Linked DNA regions of Homo sapiens: region 2 is linked to region 1. Evidence: read pairs that join two places in POLR2A ChIA-PET (ENCODE). Cell type or tissue: endothelial cell of umbilical vein. All regions are shown on one strand.

Evidence for each region. ChIA-PET counts read pairs that join two places held together with the same protein. Peaks named below come from ENCODE experiments on the same cell type or tissue, not always from the same donor. Only the 100,000 strongest peaks of a DNase experiment are listed, where the experiment ranks them.
Region 2: POLR2A ChIA-PET joins it to region 1 with 7 read pairs; 3 of 35 experiments call an interaction of 5 or more read pairs at or near these places.

What each region holds. Positions count from the first base shown.
Region 1 is chr19:44,945,838-44,948,337 of GRCh38, reverse strand. It overlaps APOC2 (apolipoprotein C2), which reads right to left and starts at 2,287. Exons shown (of 4, transcript NM_000483.5): 1 at 2,263-2,287. APOC4-APOC2 (APOC4-APOC2 readthrough (NMD candidate)) reads right to left here. Exons shown (of 6, transcript NR_037932.1): 3 at 2,263-2,500. In endothelial cell of umbilical vein, no CTCF peak of the experiment used is centred here; no DNase peak of the experiment used is centred here.
Region 2 is chr19:44,795,508-44,798,007 of GRCh38, reverse strand. All of the region lies in intron 9 of CBLC (Cbl proto-oncogene C), which reads right to left. Among named protein-coding and RNA genes, the nearest start is that of BCAM, 12 kb to the left of the region's middle. In endothelial cell of umbilical vein, no CTCF peak of the experiment used is centred here; no DNase peak of the experiment used is centred here; H3K27ac peaks cover 844 bases.

The DNA.
Region 1 (2,500 bases):
ATGCATGGACTTGGACACAGCCCCCTTCTTGGGCCTCACTTTCCAACATTCTGTGATTCTACTCCTGATTTTAACATTTTAATTATTATTTTTTTCTTTTTTGAGATGGAATCTCACTCTGTTGCCCAGGCTGGAGTGCAGTGGTGCAATCTTGGCTCACTGCAACCCCCACCTCCCAGGTTCAAGCAATTCTCCTGCCTCAGCCTCCCCAGTAGCTGGGATTACAGGCACCCGCCACCACCCGGCTGATTTTTGTTTTCGTATTTTTTGAGATGGAGTCTCGCTCTGTCACCCAGGCTGGAGTGCAGTGGCGTGTTCTCGGCTCACTGCAACCTCTGCCTCCAGGGTTCTAGCAATTCTTCTGCCTCAGCCTCCCAAGGAGCTGGAATCACAAGCACCTGCCACCATGCCCGGCTAATATTTTGTATTTTTAGTAGAGATGGGGTTTCACCATGCTGGCCAGGCTGGTCTCGAACTTCTGACCTCGTGATCCGCCCACCTTGGCCTCCCAAAGTGCTAGGATTACAGGCTTGAGCCACTGTGCCCCACCTGATTTTTGTATTTTTAGTAGAGATGGGGTTTCACCATGTTGGCCAGGCTGGTCTTGAACTCCTAACCTCAAGTGATTTGCCTGCCTTGGCCTCCCAAAGTGCTGGAATTACAGGCATGAGCCACCATGCCCAGCTGCTAATTTTTATTCTTTTGTAGAGATGGGAGACTTGTTTTGTTGCCCAGGCTGGTCTGGAACTCCTGGGCTCAAGCGATCCTCCCATCTCGGCCTCCCCAGGGTGCTGGGAGTACAGGTGTGAGCCACTGAGCCCAGCCTAGAAGGCTTTCTTGAGCACCTAAACAGTTCTGGGCCCAGCAGGGAACACAGCAAAGCCTCTGCCCTTTGCTAAGGCTGAGTCAGTGCAGGGAGGTGCTCTGCAGACACCATTAAGGACCTACAGTAGATCAAATGTGTTACCTTAGGGCTCTGCCCTAAGTCAGACCTCATGTCCCTGCATCTCCTCACTGAGTTCTCACCTGCTCTATGAGAGAGGCACTTTTGGTGACGAAGAACATGCACAGGGCACAATATCATCATCCACACGTAGGAGATGAGGAAGTACGGCAGAAAGAGGGTGAGATCTGATCCCCGGAGAAAGAACACAAGCAAATGGTCTACAATTCTTTTTTTTTTTCCAAGACAAGGTCTTGTTCTCTCGCCCAGGCTGGAGTGCGATGGCGCAATTTTGGCTCACCGCAACCTCTGTCTTCCGGGTTCGAGCGATTCTCCTGCCTCAGCCTCCTGAGTAACTGGAAATACAAGCATGCACCACCATGCCTGTCTAATTTTTGTATTTTTAGTAGAGACGGGGTTTCACCATGTTGGCCAGGCTGGTCTCCAACTCCTGACATCAAGTGATCCGTTTGCCTTGGCCTCCCAAAGCGTTTGGATTACAAGTGTAAGCCACCACGCCCAGCCTACAGTTCTTTTTTAGTTTTTTAAATTTTTTCATTCTTTTTTTCCGCCAAGACTGAGTCTTGCTCTGTCACCCAGGCTAGAGTACAGTGGCACGATCTGGGCTCACTGCAACCTCCGCTTCCTGGGTTCAAGCAATTCTCCTGTCTCAGCCTCTGGAATAGCTGGGATTACAGGCATATGCTACCACACCCGGCCAATTTTTGTATTTTTAGTATAGATGCGGTTTCACCATGCTGGTAAGGCTGGTGTCGAACTCCTGACCTCAAGTGATCCACCCGCCTCGGCCTCCCAGAGTGCTGGGATTACAGGCATGAGCCATTGTACCTATCCCTTTTTCTTTCTCTTTTTTAGAAATGGGGTTTCTCTGTCACCCAGGCTGGAACACGGTGGCAAGATCACAGCTCACTGCATCCTCAAACTCCTGGGCTCAAGGGATCCTCCCCACCTCAGCCACCCTAACTCTAAGCAGAAGCTCAAATAGTCTACAGTTCTAAATTCTGTGATTTGTGGAGTGTGGTGGTGCACCTGTAGTCCCAGCTACTGGGGAGGCTGAGGCAGGAGGATTGCTTGAGCCCAGGAGTTTGAGTCTAGCCTGGGCTACATAGCGAGACTCCATCTCCCTCTCTCTCTCTCTCACACACACACACACACACACACACACACACACACACACACACAGTCATGGTTCCAACACGGGCTTCTAATATTGTGCCTCTTAAAATTCCTGCTTTATCGATCTTTGCCCTCTCCCTGCTGACGCCCCCCTGTCCCCGCACCCTGAGTCCCTTTCTTACCAGACTCTGGCAGGCTGTCCTCACCAGCTCCGGACGGGCACAGAGAGGATTTATAGTGGTTGAGACCCACTTCCGCTCCACAGCCACAACCCCCATCCTTTGTCTAGGCCAAAGTCCTGGCCAACAGAACTGCGGAGGGGGTGGGTGGGGACAGAAAGGGCAATGACGTCCCCCAAGGTCACGTCACAGGGAACCTTCTCTCAAGTGACAGGGAACCCTCACTCTGAGAATTCGCCTC
Region 2 (2,500 bases), 150 kb after region 1:
ATACACAGATCACAACCACGGTGACACTGACCACTGACACAGTCCCATCACATCCAGTGTCCACAGCAGCCCCAGCCTCACTGCTCAAAAAATTTAAAAATGATTCGGGTGTGGAGACAGGCACCTGTAGTCCCAGCTACTCTGGGGGCTAAGGAGGGAGGATCACTTGAGCCCAGAAGATTGAGGCTATAGTGAGCTGTGATTGTACCACTGCACTCCAGCCTGGCTGACAGAGACCCTATTTTTTTTTTTTGAGATGGAGTCTTGCTCTGTCGCCCAGGCTGGAGTGCAATGGCGCTATCTTGGCTCACTGCAACCTCTGCCTCCTGGGTTCAAGCGATTCTCCTGCCTCAGCCTCCTGAGTAGCTGGGATTACAGGTGCACGCCACCACACTCCGCTAGACAGAGACCCCATCTTAAAAAAAAAAAAAAAGCAATGCCAGGCACATAGCAAAAGTTATGACAGGCGGGGCCCACTCCTGTAGTCCCAGCACTTAAGAAGGCCGAGGCAGGCAGATGACCGGAGGTAAGGAGTTCAAGACCAGCCTGGCCAACATGATGAAACCCTGTCTCTACTAAAAATACAAAAATTAGCCAGGCATGGTGGTGAGCACCTGTGACCCCATCTACTCGGGAGGCTGAGGCAGGAGAATCGCTTGAACCTGGCAGGCGGAGGTTGCAATGGGCTGAGATCGTGCCACTGCACTCCAGCCTGGGTGACAAAGTGAGACTCCATCTCAAACAACAACAACAACAACAAAAGTTATGACAGTGCCTTGCTGAGAAGTAACAAACCCAAGGCTGTCTCTTCTGTGGTATGTTTTGAAGAATGAAAGACTAGGTGGGAGTGGACTGGAATTTTAATCAGGCAGGGTTTGGGGAGAGGAGGAAAGGGTGGGGGAGGCGGAGGGTATGGCCTAGGCAAAGGTGTCACCATCAGGCCCGAGGTCCCTGTCAGCCTGCTGTCCTGGCTGTGTCCCCCATCACTGTCCTCTGGGAGCCGGCTGAGTGCCTCCTAATGTTTCCATTTGCTTTTGGCGGCAGGTTGGATCTGTTTTTAGCTTCCCTGGCTGGTTTCACCGCCACCCTCCCCCCCACCGCCCCGCTTCCTGCTGGCTCTCTTGTTTGCTGTGGTCGAATAATGTTCCCGGACTTCCTGAGCTGTTTGTTTGAAGACAGCTCAGTATTGATCGAAGCCTGTGTGTACTCAGCCGGAGATACTAAGAGATCTGCTTCTCCCCAGCAATCCAGGGTCCCAAAAATCCTGGGGTGGCAGCGTAGGGAGAAAAGAAAGCCAGGACAGGGCTTATTAAAAAATAAGTAGGCCGGGCGCGGTGGCTCACCCCTGTAATCCCAGCACTTTGGGAGGCCGAGGCAGGCGGATCACCTGAGGTTGGGAGTTCGAGACCAGCCTGACCAACATGGAGAAACCCCATCTCTACTAAAAAATACAAAATTTGCCAGGCGTGGTGGCACCTGCCTGTAATCCCAGCTACTCAGGAGGCTGAGGCAGGAGAATTAGCTTGAACCCCAGAGGCGGAGGTTGCAGTGAGCTGAGATCATAATATTTCACTCCAGCCTGGGCAACAAGAGTGAAACTCCATCTCAAAAGAAAAACAAACAAACAAAGAAACAACAAAAAAATAAGTAGATGGTTTGGGGGCCTTAAAGACTCCAACGCTGACTTCTCCTCTTTCAGGCTGTGTGGTTTTGGGCAGGTACTGTCACCTCTCTGAACTTTTTTCCTCTGGAAAATGGGGAGAGGAACATTCATTTGTTTGTTTGTTTTTTGAGACAGGGTCTCACCCTCTGTCATCCAGGCTGGAGTGCAGTGGCGCGATCTTGGCTCACTGCAACCTCCACCTCCCGGGTTCAAGCGATTCTCCTGCCACAGTCTTCCAAGTAGCTGGGATTACAGGTGTGCGCCACCACGCCCAGCTAATTTTTGCATTTTTAGTAGAGACAGGGTTTCACCATGTTGGTTAGGCTGGTCTCGAACTCCTGAACTCAGTGATCCACCTGCCTCACCTTCCCAAAATGTTGGGATTACAGGCATAAGCCACCGCGCCCAGCCGGGAGAGGAACACTTTTGACTTCATAGGGCTGTTGGGAAGACTCACTTCAGTGTATTCATTTGGCATCTATTTATTGAGCACCTATGACGTGTATGTGTGCTAGGCACTGTTCTGCACTCTGGAGATATGACGGAGAAGACAACAAAGGCCTGACCTGCAGGAAGGTTGCAACCTGACAGTGATAAAAGCCGACAAAACCAACCCTAAGCTCTGCCGGGTGGCGAAAGATCTTTGAACATACAGCAGAGCAGGGCCCCGAGGGACAGCGGTGCTATTTTCATCTTTTCTTTTTTTTTTTAGAGAACGGGGTTCCGCTATATTGCCCAGAAAGGTCTCAAAATCCTGGGCTCAAGCTTTCCTCCTGCCTCTGCCTCCCTAACAGCTGGGATTACAGACTCTTTTTTTTTATTGGTTTAGAGACAGGG